2 separate regions of the Homo sapiens genome follow, and region 2 is linked to region 1. The links are chromatin loops, found by intact Hi-C in ENCODE. Cell type or tissue: endothelial cell of umbilical vein. All regions are shown on one strand. Links, peaks and the distances in the headings refer to the core of each region. The heading gives the core; the rest is flanking DNA.

Region 1 (7,942 bases), core at 2,327-6,326:
CAGACATTAAAATACATGACATGAAAATTAGGAATCATAGAGGTATAGAAGTGGGAAGTCCTTCAAAAGTTACCTCATTTTTCCTGACCGTATGTATTCACTGAGTTTCTCAATAAGATGTTTAATATTCGGTTCTTCAAGGAGTCCTTCACATGTGTAAATGAAGCAAGGTATGAATGGCGTCTAATCCACAGGCCAGATGGTTGCAGTGGAGGGAGCTGATGAGATATCATCAATCACTTCTCTACATCATGTCAAATGACCAGTTTTGTCCTTTGCCGGCCACTTTGGCAGCTGACAGGACAGAATCTTTATTTGTTGGGAAATTTGGAAAAAGAAATAGGCAAACTGGATTACCGGACTGGAATTGGTTTTGGGATTCTATATCGTGTTTTCTTTTCTTTAAAGTCTGTATACATTTAGATGTGTTATAAAACTGATTCACTGGAGCCCTTGACTGAAGGACATTTTTCTTTTTATTTCTACTTTATAATGATAATGATGTCATTGTCAAGAAAACCAGTTCATATTGAGGACTGAAAAAATATAATGACAAGGATATGATCTAAGGTTAATTTTATATTAGTCTAACCCTTGCTCCCTTTGCATCTTTAGTCCTGTATAATTTTGAATTAATTATGCTACAGGAGCAAATAGTTAGAGGTGCATATTGGGTAATTATAATTTGCACTACAGTGTTCAAAACAAAGCAATTCTAGTCTAGTTCTCAGTTAATCTGAAAGTGAAATAAATCCAGAATCTATGAAATTCTTTATTTTATCAATTCTAAAATAGTATACTTCCATAAAAACATATATTGGGCTTAAAATAAATATAATTTTAGGTTTGGTAACTTTAATTGTGTAAGTCAACTTTCCTGGAGAAATTAGATTACATTGACTATGCAGGTGCCCTTGCTATTACTCAAGATCAGTAGTGCCTTTTAATACCCATGGCAACTGATTTGGATTGATATGGAATTTTGAGTACAAACTGTAAGGGAGTAATAACTTTCAGTAGGTTCTTAGTTGGAACATACCCCTATTATGAAAGATGGATTAACAAGAGAAAAGTAAACAAGCTGATTAACATATATATTTCACAAGTACATGGGAGATACCCAGAGAATGAGTAGTTTTCCCAGAAGTGGTTTTGAAATAGCTCCTTCAACAAAGAACAGTACATTTTTAGAGAACTGAAAAGACAAAGGATGGCAACTTGAGGAGAAGGCAAATGCATGGCAGACAAAAGTTAGTAAAACTTGTTAATATAAATTCCTCTGGTACTGTTGCTAGGCTGATAAGGGTCTAAAGCTGTCTTTGGTGGTTAACCTTTTTTCTTTTTGGTAGAGAGGTGGGCAGGATACCATTTTCTTTGTAAATCTATCTACTGCTTTTAGGCAAATAAAGGGAGGCCAGAGAACTCTCCTGTGTTTCTTCTTAACTGCCTTCAGTGCAATAACCCTTCATATTTTGGGAAGGTATATTCTGGTCTCCCACACTTCCATTATGATTAAGATATTGTCACTGAAATGTTATGATTACCTTGCCACCCAGTGGATCCTGTATAATCATTTCTGAATTATTCCATTGTTTTAATAATGACATCTTTAAATGTGTTTGATTTCCATCATGATAGTACATGCATATCATAAACATTTAAAAATAAACAAACAACTTTGTGGAATAGTGGTTCTATTCCTCCCAGTGATATGATGGTAAACTAGTAAATGGGAGTTAGGGGAGGGATGGTGCAGAGAAGGGACATCCTGATGTGTAGCCCTTCCTGATTACCCTGGGGTAAATACAGCCTCTGTTGCTGATTTTAAGCCCTCCCTAAGAATAGGGAGTTGGAAATAGATGTTAGCTATCCTCTCTCCAGTGCCCACTGGGTCTAGCTTTCACCTCACCCCTCTCCATCTTCTCCTATTTCCCTTTCTAGAAGCAACACTTTAGCTGTTTCTCTTAATTCATTTGCTAGTAAAATTCAAATTTTTATTCAGCCGTCAGATTTTTGGACAGTTAAAATGTTGTTGTTGGCCATTTGCCTAGCAGTCTTGGAAAGGCAGCTTTTTAAAAGGCTGCCTAAAGTTTGAATTAACATTTTAAAACTCTAGATATTTGGATTTCTTAGTTCCTCTAGTATAGTTTGAAGTAATTTAAAATTACCAAACAATGGGCCTGAATGTGAAAAAAGATGAATTGTAAGACAGTATCAAGAAAGATTTTCTAAGGAATAGTTTTAAAAAGATACTGTTGATATTAAACATACTTATATGTTAATATATAATTAACTTAATAACCAAGGACATTTACTTAGCGTTGTCCATGTTAGATATTGATTTGCTAGACCAACATGTTTTGACCATTTCAAGATTCTGGTTATGACAAAAACTCAAATTTGGAATTGATAGACAGAACTGATCCATAAATTGTGAGAAACACCATTTACATACGTTTCTAAAAATTTTCACATGCTTCATCCAGCTCTATAACCTGCATTTTAGGGGGTTATCATTCATTCGGATTAAAACTTTTAAAAATAAATATGTATTATATTCAGTAAAACAAATTTTAAAGCAAAAGAAATCGGAGCTATTTCATTCTTTGTGATATTGTTAAATATAGATTGTTTCTAGTTTTCAAGTTTTAATTTTGCTTCGTAGTAAATAAGAGATGTATTATCAAGCCTTTTCTTACTTAAATCTTAACAAGTGTGTAAATAGTATGAATGTTGCTCACAACCCACACTGTTTGTAATTAAGTGGCAAACTTATTAATTTCCATCACAGAAGTCTCCCATTAAGTCAAATTCTCTTCTGTGCCAGCCCAGTAACCTTAATTACGATGCAATATTTATCATCCTTTGGAATAATGTTTATATCTTTGAGTAAGTCTAAGTGTTAGGAAGGTTTAAAGAAAGCGTGGAACTATGTAGTGTTGGGAGGTACCTCTTTCTAAACACCTGGAAGTTATTGCAGTTATTTAGATTGAAATGAAAAATAATAGCTGTTTGTTTTCTAGTGGTATGCTCCATTTAAGAAAAGTCTTAAAAGGTAGATTGTTTTGTTTAGTATGCTCCTTTAGGAAAATATTCTGTGTCTAAAATAATAAAGAAATCTCATTAGAATCTGAATGTTACTAATTTGATGAAATTACCTCTTATTATATAGCAACATACCCCTGCTTTTAATTTATTTTCAGTCTTAATCTTTAAAATGACAGAGAAAGTGTAGGAAGCATTGTATTAAAGTGATGGTGATAATTTACATATCTTTGAGATGAATAACATTTCAATGGAAACAGCAAACTTAATGATTAAAGAATTACTTGACATGTGGGCATCCTGTAATCTTTCCTATGGAAATTAAAGAAAACCAGTTTTACCCAGTAAATCCAAAACACTGAACTTCTGACCTCTTATGCCTCTCTGGTCTATATTATTTATGCATCTTCTAATTCTTGCTCTTATGCTACTTTCAAGTATGGTTTCTTATCAGAAGTAGGCTCGTAGGCAATGTAAAGTCATGGATAATTCAAAGTATTCAGGAGCCTCATTGTAGTGATATTTTTGTATGAGTGTGGTGATGTCATAGAGTTAGGAGACTTGGTTCTAATCTTGACTCAGTCTTTAATATGGATTGTTCTTTTACTTCACTAGGCGCATCTGTAAATAGAGGTCCCTTGTGGCTCTTACACTCTAAGGAGATACAATTCAATTTATTGCAAGTCTCTATATTTATGCCTTATATAAGTTCCTGGAGATACTGAGAAGGGTAATAGCCAGTCATCATACTCAGTAAGCTGAAAGGCTAGTGGGGCAGACAGGCATATAAGCAGAGAATTTTAGACTATGTGGATTTCAATTGGAATACAAGAATTTGAGGGTTTAATAATATATGTAAACTATTTTATAAATTGATAAATATTAAACCCAGAATTTCTATTTTAATGGAAGTAGCATTACCTGACATTTCTGAATGGTAAATGTATTTTTGATACCAGAGCATCTGTGATTTTTTTACAATTAAAGAAAAATCTTAGCTTTTTAGACAAGATGTGTGAACTTAATTCAAATCCAACAATTAATTGAAAGGCACTGGAGACATGCTGTATTTCACTGTCAGTTTTTTGTTATTGTTGCTGCTTATATGTCATTTGTAAGATGACACCATTATTCAAGTGATGAGCCAAACAGTACTAAATATTTTTTTCTAAGCCAGTTTTCTATCCCAACTTTTATTTTCTGTGCATACTATTCCCCTTATAATCACAAATTGTTAATATGGGAGGTGTATTTACTTTTCTGTCTCTTTACAACCTATACTCATTGTTATCAAGTCCTGCTAGAGCTTCCTTAACAATATTTCTGAGGTTTGTCTCTTTCTTTTCATTTGAAGTAACACTATATAAGCAATGTGTACCAGGAAGTTTGGTATATATTGTGGCTTAATCAGCATATAATAGACTTTTCTTTAATCTGACTTATTTCAGGTCTTGTTTCTGTAGCTGCACCAGCGCAAAATTGATTTCAGTATTTACAGTGAATATGCAGCAATCGTTGAGTTACTACATTAAAATGAAACTAATATTAGCTGCCCATAGAAGAAGTACAGAGTAGTGAATAACAGTCCATAATCTGAAGCCAAAATATGTGGGTTAAGAATCTCTGTTACTTCCTGGGGAAGTTACTCAATCTCCTTGTGATTTAGTTTTCTCATCTGTACTTGAAAAACACTTGAAGGGGTGCCTGGCATACTGTAAGCTCTCATTCAACATCAGGTATTACCAAATAGTCATCTGATATAAGAACATTAAAAAATGTTCTTATATCATTTTTTAATATAATTTTTTTCGAATAAAAGACATTATAAAATTTTGATAAAAAGTTGCTAAACTGTCTTATTGTTGAAGTATATATTAGACTGAGAACACATCCAGAAATCAAGTTAGAATATTAATAGAGATAGGGTGTTTTGCATGGTGTATCTTGGGAGCACAGAAATGTGTTATCTACTGCGGCTTGATAGGAGGGAGGGATTTAACAGACTGGTTGGAAGTGTGGATTTTGGGGAGGGAGTTGTGTGCATGGGAGATTTTCAAAAAACAGTTTGCAAAGGAGCATTGGATATATTTTATTCACATCATTATGCTATATTGTAAAAAAATTATGTCAGTTAAAATGGAGAAACCTATTAGCAGTCAATGAATGGAGATGAAAATGAATTACTTTTTTTGTGCTGGCACAATAAAATTTCCATTGATCATTCTTTGAAATGAGTAAGTTTTGGTTTAGGATTTTTGACATTTGATGGATTTCAAGAAAAATACTTAAGCTGATGTGATTTCCCACTTATCTTTTAAGTACATAAGCCAAATGCTTTTATTTTGAAGTTTCCATGCACCCTGGTTTTGAATATTTTGCCTTGTTGATTGGACTATCAGTCCTTCCCATACCTAGTTGACCACCAGAATCACCTTGGGCACTGTAAAAACCAGGTGTTGGGGTATAACATGGGAAAAATTGCTAAAAGCGGCTTAAAGAAGACAGAACTTTATTTATTCCTCATGTAAAAGAAGTCCAGAGATAGATACTAGAGTGCGTATAGCACCTTTTTGTTGTCAACAGGTTTCTGTCTTTCCATTCTGATATCCTCAAGTTCACCTCTCTGTTGAAGTTAGCAGCTAGAGCTCCAAAAGCAGAGAAGAACAGGAAAAACAAGGTATACCTCTCCCTTTAATGAGACTCCTTAAAAGATACACACTTCTAAATGCATATTATTTCCTGGTACTTAGCTGAATGGCTTGTCAAAGCCTGGGAATTATAGTCTGTAGCTGAGAACTATGGCTCCCAAAATGTAATAGGGGTTTGCTACTAAGAAGGAAGGATGGAGTGCATACTGAGGCAGGAGAGCTGCAAAGTCTGCCACAGACATTTGTTAAACTGATTGATTCCCAAGGCCTATCCATGTATAATTGATAGATGTGTAGGGAAATCTGAGATATTCTGATGCAGCTGATTTATTCAGGAGTATCTGTGATAAGTTAACTTTTTCTACTTTAAAGCCCATGGTCCCATGACCACGTATCAATCTCTAATACATTTACCTAAGATTCCTATATAAAAGTGAGTAAAGAAATTACGTATTGCCATTTTGAAAATTTTTCTGTATTGTTTGTCCAGGTGCTCTATAAAATTAAGCCATGTGAAGGAGTGGCCACTAGAGTATGATACTCTTACTGGAATTCTGCATACACTCAAGGTGGGACACTAGGGAATAGATGTACATTTTGTATTGGGGGTTCCAAGACCACCTCCAGGCACAATTGATTTACTATAAATACCCTCAGGATATAGAAGTTGTTGTATTCATGGTTATAGTTTATTATGGTGAAAGAATAAATTAAAAGAAACAAAGGGAAAAGGCGCATTTGTCAAAGTTCAGAGGAAGTCACCCACAAGCTTTCAGTTGTCCTCTCCCAATGGAGTTACATGGCACACATTTAATTCTTCCAGCAAATGATGTGTGACAACATGTGAAGAGTTGCCAATAAGGGAAGCTCACCCAAACCTTAGTATCCAGGGTTTTTAATTGCGTGTTAGTCATGTATACATATAGTGCTGTGTGACTGACTTCAGTTATTCAAGGTTCAGACCACCAGAGAAAAAGCAGATACTCATCATTAATCACACTGTTAATGTAAACTAGCCAACTGTTACAACGTGGCCCAAGGCCTTTGGCATTAAAAAAAAAAACAAAACAAAACACTCTTGTCTGACAGAATAGTCACAGCTTGGTTCCTAGGAGTGAGCTGAGGGCCACTTCTTCTGAAAACAAGCCTTTCTTGGGAATGCTTAGTGTATTAGTCTGTTCTCACGCTGCTGATTAAGACATACCTGAAACTGGATAATTTATAAAGGAAAGAGGTTTGATGGATTCAGAGTTCCACATGGCTGGGGTGGCTTCACAATCATGTTGGAAGGCAAAGGAGGAGCAAAGGCACATCTTACATGGTGGCAGGCAAGAAAGCTTATGCAGAGGAACCACCATGTAGAAAACCATCAGATCTCATGAGACGTATTCACTACCATGAAAACAGTGTGGGGAAACCTCCCTGATGATTCAGTTACCTTCACCTAGCCCCACCCGTGTGACATGGGGATTATTACAGTTCAAGGTGGGTTTGGTTGGGGACACAGTCAAACCATATTGCTCAGGATTTGAGCAACTCAGGCCTATCAGGTTCTTTCCTGTACACATTTCCACCTGAAACAATAAAAAAGAAACAAAATATATGAAACAATTATTTTTAAGATACTGGCTATCAAGCAATGAAATACAGTGTTCCCTGAGAAACATAAACAAATGAAGGAAACCCTAATATTTTTCTAGTTTATCCTCTTGAGAGAGTTTATAGGCTGCAGATCAGAAGGGGGAAACCACACAAAGCCTGGTGGAATCCTTCAATTGGAGAGACAGAGCTGAAAGTCTAGGGAGACCAAGGAAGCTAGAGTTTGTAGAACAGAACAACAGAGAGGCTAGAGCTGCTCAGAGAGAAACCTGCAGATCAGCAGAGGGTTCCCCTTGAGTACTCCACAGAGTAATGATTAGTATACGCATGTGGGAAAATGACCCATGGCTGCGTAAAGAACAGTCCGACGGAACTAGCACTCACATGGGTCTGGGAATAATGCCTCCTCCCACCAGCCAGACTGGAAAACTTCATGATTCATACGACATTGGGTATTCAGAAGTTTTTTGCCTCAGTAGTGGGAAATAATTAGCCCCAGAGCAAATGCTGCTTGATTCCCTCCTCACAAAGCTTAAAACCAAGACCTGAGAGGATCAAATCATTTTCAAATAATTCAATTATGTCCTAGAACAAAACTCAAAAACATTTATAGGAATGCGAAAATATCATGTACCCAATATGGTAAAATT
Region 2 (7,942 bases), core at 2,259-6,258, 110 kb after region 1:
ATTCCTGTTTACTGGGAGGAGGGTCAGAAACAGCATCATGATAACAGACAGAAAAAAAGACAGTGGCAGTTACAAATAGGTCCACAGAGATGGTGGCAGCACTATTTGGGAGTGCCACTTGAAAACTTTGTTTTGTCACAGAAGTAGAAAGAAAGGTTATCTGGTGAGGAAGAAGGAATGGAATAGGACTGGCTTGGAAATTGGAAGAGAAAGAGGAAAGTTTTAATGAGTTATTCTGGGGAATGGGAGAGTGGGAGTTTGACCAAAGAAGTTAAGTTCCATTGCTGTGCAGTGTTGAGAGCTCGATCTGTGACAGAGGTTAGACCATGAGGCTAGTTTTCTGCATAGGTTTTCACCGTGGACATGGATATTTTCATCTAGACTTAGGATATTCTAAGAAAGGCATGATGGAAGAACTGCAAGGGGGCTCTTTATAAAGAGTTATTTGAAGTGATGAAAAATAGAATTTGAACAGTAAAAACTTGAAGTAAATAGATAAGAAAAAATAAGAGAAGTCAATAATAATAATAGCTATAATTTGTTGCTCACCTACTATGTGCAAACAACTTTTCTAAATATTTTACATATATTTACTCAATTCTTGTGACACTCCTATGAAGTAGGTATTATTACTTAAATTTAAACTACCATTATTACTCTAATTTTACAGTTAATATGAAGACATCTACCTTTATACAAAAAATAAATGGCAAATATGGAATTTGAATGTTTCTATAGTCTAGTTCTTGTGCCTTCGCTAAAGGACTTTGCTACACAGAGATCCTGAGGAGCATAAATATCACTACTAATGGGGGAATTGAACAAGTGAAATGGGAGGTTTGGAGATGTGCATTGGAAGAGATGATGATTGAATTAGAAAATTCAGAAAGAACACACTTTAAGGTAACAACAAGGTTCTGTTCTAGGCAACGTGAACTTTCTTTCCCCCTGCTACCCTCCAGTGGAACAATTCAATGCTGCAGGTATAAAATACTTTACCTGCATTTATTGAAGATTATCTTTTTCATGTATCATTTTTGAGACAAAAAAAAGTTTTGATAAGACATTGAGATCTTAGTAATTTTGTTATGGATTTTTAAGAAAATGGATTAAAGTATTCTCAGTGAAAGCTCCATGGGAGAGCATCTTGAGGTAACAGTCTCAAGAAATGGGTCAGACTGGGATAAAGACCAAATCACAGAGTAGCAACATATGTTTATTTCAGGTTATGATAGATCACATAATTTGTACTTCACCTTTATTATTTCAGATAACTAGCATGGAGTTTCAGAAGGTGATTTTTTTTTCAGGATGAAAGCTTATTCATGCGGGTATATCTTTGGCTCTAGAAATTACTGTCATATACTCAGTAACCTTTTTGAAAACTTGCTGATTGATCATACAAATCAGGGTCATCATTTGTGTTTCTCAAGAAATACTGAAGCCACTCCAATAAATAAACTTCATGGTAACTTGTTGTTTTTACTTGATGTAATGTGACTGGCTAACCATTGTATAATGTCTCTGTGCTTCCATTTTGCATTCTATAGGGCTAGAGGAGGTGTACCACTGTGGAACAGTGTACAGGCTTCCAGGCTCACCTTGATATAGGAACAAGCTTGGCCTAAAGAAGTCAGTGTGGATGAAGTTTGGTGGAGGGAGATGAATTACAAGACTATACAGGACTCGTTTCCTTGCCATAGAAAGGAATATGAATTTTAATTTAATGATAAGAAGCAAGTAGAGACGTAATGTCTACCCCTTTTTATAGGTATAAAATGGAGATTCAGAAAGGTTCCATAATTTGAAGATGGGAGTCTCATAAGTGGCAAGGCTGGACTTTATACTCCTGTCTGCCTGTTACAATGCCTATTCTTTTTTCAATACCACCTTTATTATCTGGTACATAGATACTTAACAAATGTTTCTGAACATATATGTGCTCTGTGATACAGCAGATGAAACTTTAAATAACTGAAGTGAATACATTTAAAAATACTTTAGATGCATTTATTAAAAGATAACAATAACAACAAGCTTTATTTTGATCATTTAATTTTTCAATAATGTGTTAAATACTTTGTATGGATTATCTTATTTATTCTTAATAACAATCCTGTGAGGTAGGTACTATTATTATGCCCATATTGTACGTACATGGACAAATATCTTCACCTCAATACTGTGAGGTAGGTACTATTAGTATACTCATTTTATAATAACAAATATTGAATATTTAACAAATATTGCAAATCTATACTTAAAATGGGTAGAATAATAGTACCTGCCTCACAGGATTGAGGTGAAGATATTTGCCCATGGTCATACACTGAGTAAGTGATAAATTCATAATAGCAGAAACTATTTCACTATTTGCTTGATTGTCACAGGGAATTCTTTGAAACCATGTTTATATTTGTGGTTATTCTGTGTATGACTAGATGGTTATAAAAGTTTAAAAATTAATTTCATAGTTCACATTTTTAATTTTCTATAACAATTCAGAGAGACTATCCAGACATATGAATTAGGAGAATAATTCTGAAGAAATAGATGACACAGCAAAGGACTCTACATATAGGTTAGGACCATATTCTTGTTGGGAAGATGGCCAAAAAAGAATTTTGAGGATATTTTTTCAATTATTTAACAAATATTGAAAATCTATTATGTTCCACTTGGAAAAGAAAGAATTGGTGGGTAGGAGCCAACTAAGATCCAATAAACTTTTGTCTGTGACTTAACTCTTCTGAAGTTGTCAGAACGTTATGTTCCCCAGAGTTAGTTGTTTTGGTTGACAGAAATCTATGATATGCCAAATAAAGACTTTCTAGTTACTATTAACTTTGCCTTGCATGTAGAAAGAAAATATTACTCATCAGAACTTATCATAAATCTTAGGATGCAGTCATATCCCTACATATATTTTGATTATTTCAAAATCAAATATATACTTTAAAAAAGGCTTACTATGTTTTGAAGGGTTCATATTTTTTTTCTGAAAAATGGCAAAATAGTGCTGGCCTCATGATGCTTGGTTTAGTACAGGAACATACATACTAATATAAACAGTATGCCCAGCCAATTCATTATCATCCTGGAACTATATTCAGCCTGGCTACTATCATGAAAGATGAGTAGAAGCAGTGAGCTGGCAAAGCTGGCCTCTGCCTCTGGTTGTTAAGCTGTTGGCAGCTCAGGATGCATGACCTTTCAAATATACGCTTCTAATTCAGGACTTCTTATGATGTCATGTAGTTATGTTCTTCCCTTTTAGTGTATTCTCTCTTCAAAATTCTGTGCTGAAAAAAGGAAAAAAAAGAAATGTAAGCTACTATCCTTTTGGCCAAATGTTGAACTTTTCCTTCTGTAACTTTGTAGGTAGGAGACAGCAGAGTAACTGATCTTCCTACTGAAATGAATTTCCTTGAGCAAAATTATTTCAAAAAATATGTCTGGTATCTTTGTTTATACCTCAGGGTTGCCGAGCTGTCAGCTGCATGCCTGCTTTTCATTGAAGCATATGTATATTTGTGTATATATGTGTTTGTATGGCTTCCAATAGCATAGTAATAATTTCAGGGGAGGAAATAGAAAAGAAAGCAAGATAAATGTATTACATTTTTGTATTTCCTCCTTGCATTTTTTTAAAGATAAGACTCTGTTGTAAAATATAAACTGGCAATTTGATCATTACTTGTTATTCATTTGAACTAGTTCAGTCAACAGATAATGGACAGTGAACAGAGAGACCTCTTTTGGTAAGCCATGTAGTTTTTCCAGGGGTGATTGTTATGCTATGTGTATTTAGATAGAAGCTTTTCCCTGTGTAATCAGCTTGCTGCTGCCCATTTTACTGCCAAACATTCCTTCTCTATGGTAGCATAATACTGTTACCAAGGGAACAGCTTATGGCCGACACATACAGTAGTGCCACAAATTAATTTCACAGTTATCAGGATATAAGGTGATAACAGTAACGTGAGCTACTGTGAAATTACCATTGTTCCCACAGAGTTAGTGTAATTATTACTTTTGTGGTAACTAAGCAAATAATTCACATCACTACTCCTGGATGTTTGTTCTCTCTTCTCTGTCTCACCCTCCTTCTTTGTCTTTCCCTTTCCTTCCTATATTTTCCTCTTTTGTTGATTCAGACTCTCTCCCTGAGTCTCTTTTCACAATTACCAATTAATGTAGAGTATTTTTTATATTGGCATTAAGAAAGAGTTTTATTGAAGTGGGGTGAAGGCATCTCATATATGTAACTCATGGGCATAATTAGGATGTTCACTTCTATCAAAGATATAAAGGACTAAAACAGTGTATTGAGAGGATACATTCAATTTGTGATCAATGTAGACTCAGAGATTCCAGTTTTATTTTCATAGAATGTTAACTTCATGTGTTGAATAGAAGGATCAGTTTAATGTGATTAAAAGCAGTGGAGAAAAATTAACTTCCCTAATTAGCTGTGTTGCTTAGGACAAGGAAAACAACTTAGCTTTTTAGTACTTACATCTATAAAATTGGGATAATAATAATGCCTACCTAACAGAATTGGTATGTGGATTAAAAGAGATATGTGTGAAAGTGAATTTTAAACTGTACAATAAAAGTTTTAAGCTATTATGATCATTGTCATATAAATGGGGATACATCTGTAAAATGGGGTTAAGTATATTCACCTAACAGAATTGGTATGTGGATGAAAAGAGATATGTGTACAAATGAATTTTCAGCTGTACAATACAAGTTTTAAGCTATTACCATCATTGTTATATTTTAATGGAGGCATCTTTTGATGATAGCCTACCCTCATTATCAGAAAATTTATAAGGATAATTCAAAATAACAGCAGTAACACAGGGAAGAACACTTTTTATTGCATTTTATTATAATAAAAAGAGTGTTTCATTATACCTAGGGCACAACAAAATGAGATGTTATCATTATAAAATAACAGTAATTTTAATAATGAAATTTTCCAGAGAATGAGTCATATTTTTTATTGTTTTTATTGAGTATATGTATATGTTAATTAAAATTTCAGCATTGAAATATAAAATAATATAGGAGTGTGTATAGTATGTCCATTATTTTTTAAAAAGCTACAATGGTGAGTACATGTGAAATATGAGTTGTTCACTATGTCAAAAAGTGAAGTTGCTAAGACAAAGGTAAAATTATAGAAATGAGTTTATGTAGGAATGTTTGTTTTTAATTGCGTCAATGTGCATTATGATCTTTAGTCTCCATTCTATGTTATTTTGCTTTTAAAACGTATTTTATGTATTCTGTTAGCAAGATCAGCATATAGCTAACAGTTAGTATCAGTTACTAAATGTTGAGTAGTTAATTATGTATTTATTTATCATTCTAACACTATAAATTATACACTTTTAGCAGTTAGAAAATTGATACATGATAGAATAAAATAATTTGATGAAATTTGTAGCTAGGCATATTTGTTGAATGAATGAATTAAATATGGTGAATATGTAGTAAACTGCCTCCCATTGCTAAATGTCTTTTTAGAGAGGGTAGGAAATTAAAAATAATTATTTTCTCATGTAAATTTTTCTGCCACCCATTTTGAAGTTACCCAACACTGGTAACTTTACATAAAGAAGTATGACTTTAACTGGACTCTGTGCTCATCCCATTAGTTAAGACTGCTTTCTCACATTATTATTATTTTGGAAATAAGTAAAATTATTTTTATTTCCTACTCTTATTTGTTCTCTACAAAGAAAATCTAATGTGATCTACAAAAAGATACTAGAACAAACAAGATTAGGTATATTGCAAGATTGATATACAAAAATCAAATATATTCTAATCACTAACAACAAACAATTAAAAATTAAAACTTAAAGCAATACCATTTAAGATAGCATAAAAATTATACAGTACTAGGGATAAATCTGACTTGTGAAAGATGTGAAAGATATGTGTACTAAAAATCTATGTACCCTGCCCTGAAATAAGTGAAGCATGGCTTCCCACTTTTTAAGTGTGAAATAAGCGTGGTGACTTTTTTCCGAAAAGTATAATATGTAAAGAGTTGGAAAAGAGTAACTTTACAGAAGAGAAGCCTGAAAAATACTAACTAGCCAGGCAATCAAGATTGATATCAATGGTAGTAAGTCATGTTGATAATATGTACCCTTAGGTGAATGGAATCCAGGTCAAACAAGCTTTTTAAAATAGAGATTTAAAAACAAAACGGAAGTAATATATGTTAACTGTAAACATCTATGATCAGTCTTTAACGTTTTTAATTTGCTTTTCTATAATGGTGAATGATGCTGAATATCTTTTCATGTGTTTTATGCCATCTGTATGTCTTATTTGGTAATGTGTCTGTTTAGGACATTTGTTTATTTTTTTTGGTCGGCTTGTTTCTGTTATTATTTATTTTTGAGAGTTTAAACAATATTATGGATTCAAGTTCTTATCAGATATGTGCCTTGAAAATATTTCCTCCTAGTATGTGGGTTGTCTTTTCATTCTCTTAAGAATGTCTTTTGGCCTTGCCTGGTGGCTTATGCCTGTAATCCCAAAATTTGGGAAGGCTGAGGTTGATGGATTGCTTGAGCCCAGGAGTTTGAGGCTAGTCTGGGTAACATGGTGAAACTCTATCCTTACTAAATATACAAAAATTAGCTGGGCATAGTGGCGCATGCCTGTAGTCCCAGCTACTTGGGAGGCTGAGGAAGGAAGATCACCTGAGCCCAGGAAGTTGAGGCTGCAGTGAGCCATGATTGCACCACAGCACTCTAGCTTGGGCGACTGGAGTGACACCCTGTCTCAAACAAACAAACAAACAAACCAAACAAACAAACAAACACAACAACCAGGTGTTTTAAAGAACAGAAATTGTTATTTTTGATGAAGTTAAATTTATCAATTTCTTGTGCTATGATGTGTATTTTGGTGTCATATCTAAAAAAATCTTTGTCTACCCTAGGGTTGCAAATATTTTCTGCCATGTTTTCCTCTAGAAGTTGTGTAGTTTTGTGTTTTACATTTGGCTCTAGGTTACATTTCACGTTAAATTTTATATATGGTATGAGTTATGGTCAAAGTTTTTTTTCGTTTTGTTTTGTTTTTGTTTTTTTCATATGGGCATCCAATTGTTTTAACACCATTGTGGAAAAGACTCATTTCTCCACGGAATTGACTTTGCACTTTTATGAAAACCAGTTGTCAGTATATTTGTGGGTCTCTTTCTGGACTTTGTATTCTGTGGCATTGATCTTTTTTTCTATATTAACACTGGTATCATATTGTCTTCACAGTTAGTCTTGAAATCAGTTAGTTATAGTTCTCAAAGTTAGTTTTCCTTTTTATAAGTTGTTTGGCTATTCTAGGTCACCTGAAATTCCATATGAATTTTAGAATAAGTTTGTCTATTTTTACTAAAAGCATCTGCTAGGATTTTGATTGGGGCTGTGTTGACTTGATATATCAATTTGAGGTGAATCACCATCTTAACAAAATTGAGTCTTCTGACCCATGAACATAGTATAACTTTCCATTTTGTAAGGACTTTAAATTTTTTTCTCAGCATGGTAGTTTTTTAAAACATATTTTAAAACTTAGGAATAGTTTTAGGGTTACAGAAAAATAGCAGAGACAGTACACTATATAGAGATTTCCCACCTACACCAAGTCAGTTTCCTTTATCTTTAACATCTTATATAAATGTGCTTTGTCAAATTAATGAACCAGTATTGATACATTATTATTAACTGAAGTGCATACTTTATTCGTATTTCCTCAGTTTTTACATAATGTTCTTTTTCTGATTTAGAATTCCATCCAGGATACCAAATTATATTTACGTGTTATGTCTTCTGAGGCTTCTCTTGGCTGTGGCAGTTTGTCCAACTTACCCTGTTTTTGATGACCTTGACAGTTTTGAGGAGTATTGGTC

The links. A loop is a pair of places that touch in the nucleus more often than their neighbours do. Peaks named below come from ENCODE experiments on the same cell type or tissue, not always from the same donor. Only the 100,000 strongest peaks of a DNase experiment are listed, where the experiment ranks them.
Region 2: a loop joins it to region 1, with 8 times the contacts of the local background. A loop is called at or near these places in 1 of 110 quality-filtered maps.

Annotation. Positions count from the first base shown.
Region 1 is chr1:97,897,916-97,905,857 of GRCh38, reverse strand. All of the region lies in intron 1 of DPYD (dihydropyrimidine dehydrogenase), which reads left to right. Among named protein-coding and RNA genes, the nearest start is that of DPYD, 19 kb to the left of the region's middle. In endothelial cell of umbilical vein, for the core only: no CTCF peak of the experiment used is centred there; a DNase peak (open chromatin) is centred at 4,557; H3K4me3 peaks cover 240 bases; H3K27ac peaks cover 2,918 bases.
Region 2 is chr1:97,792,828-97,800,769 of GRCh38, reverse strand. The region is part of intron 3 of DPYD (dihydropyrimidine dehydrogenase); the gene reads left to right. It overlaps DPYD-AS2 (DPYD antisense RNA 2), which reads right to left and starts at 3,849. Exons shown (of 3, transcript NR_046591.1): 1 at 3,698-3,849; 2 at 3,475-3,555; 3 at 2,719-3,302. In endothelial cell of umbilical vein, for the core only: no CTCF peak of the experiment used is centred there; DNase peaks (open chromatin) are centred at 3,199 and 3,899; H3K27ac peaks cover 2,582 bases.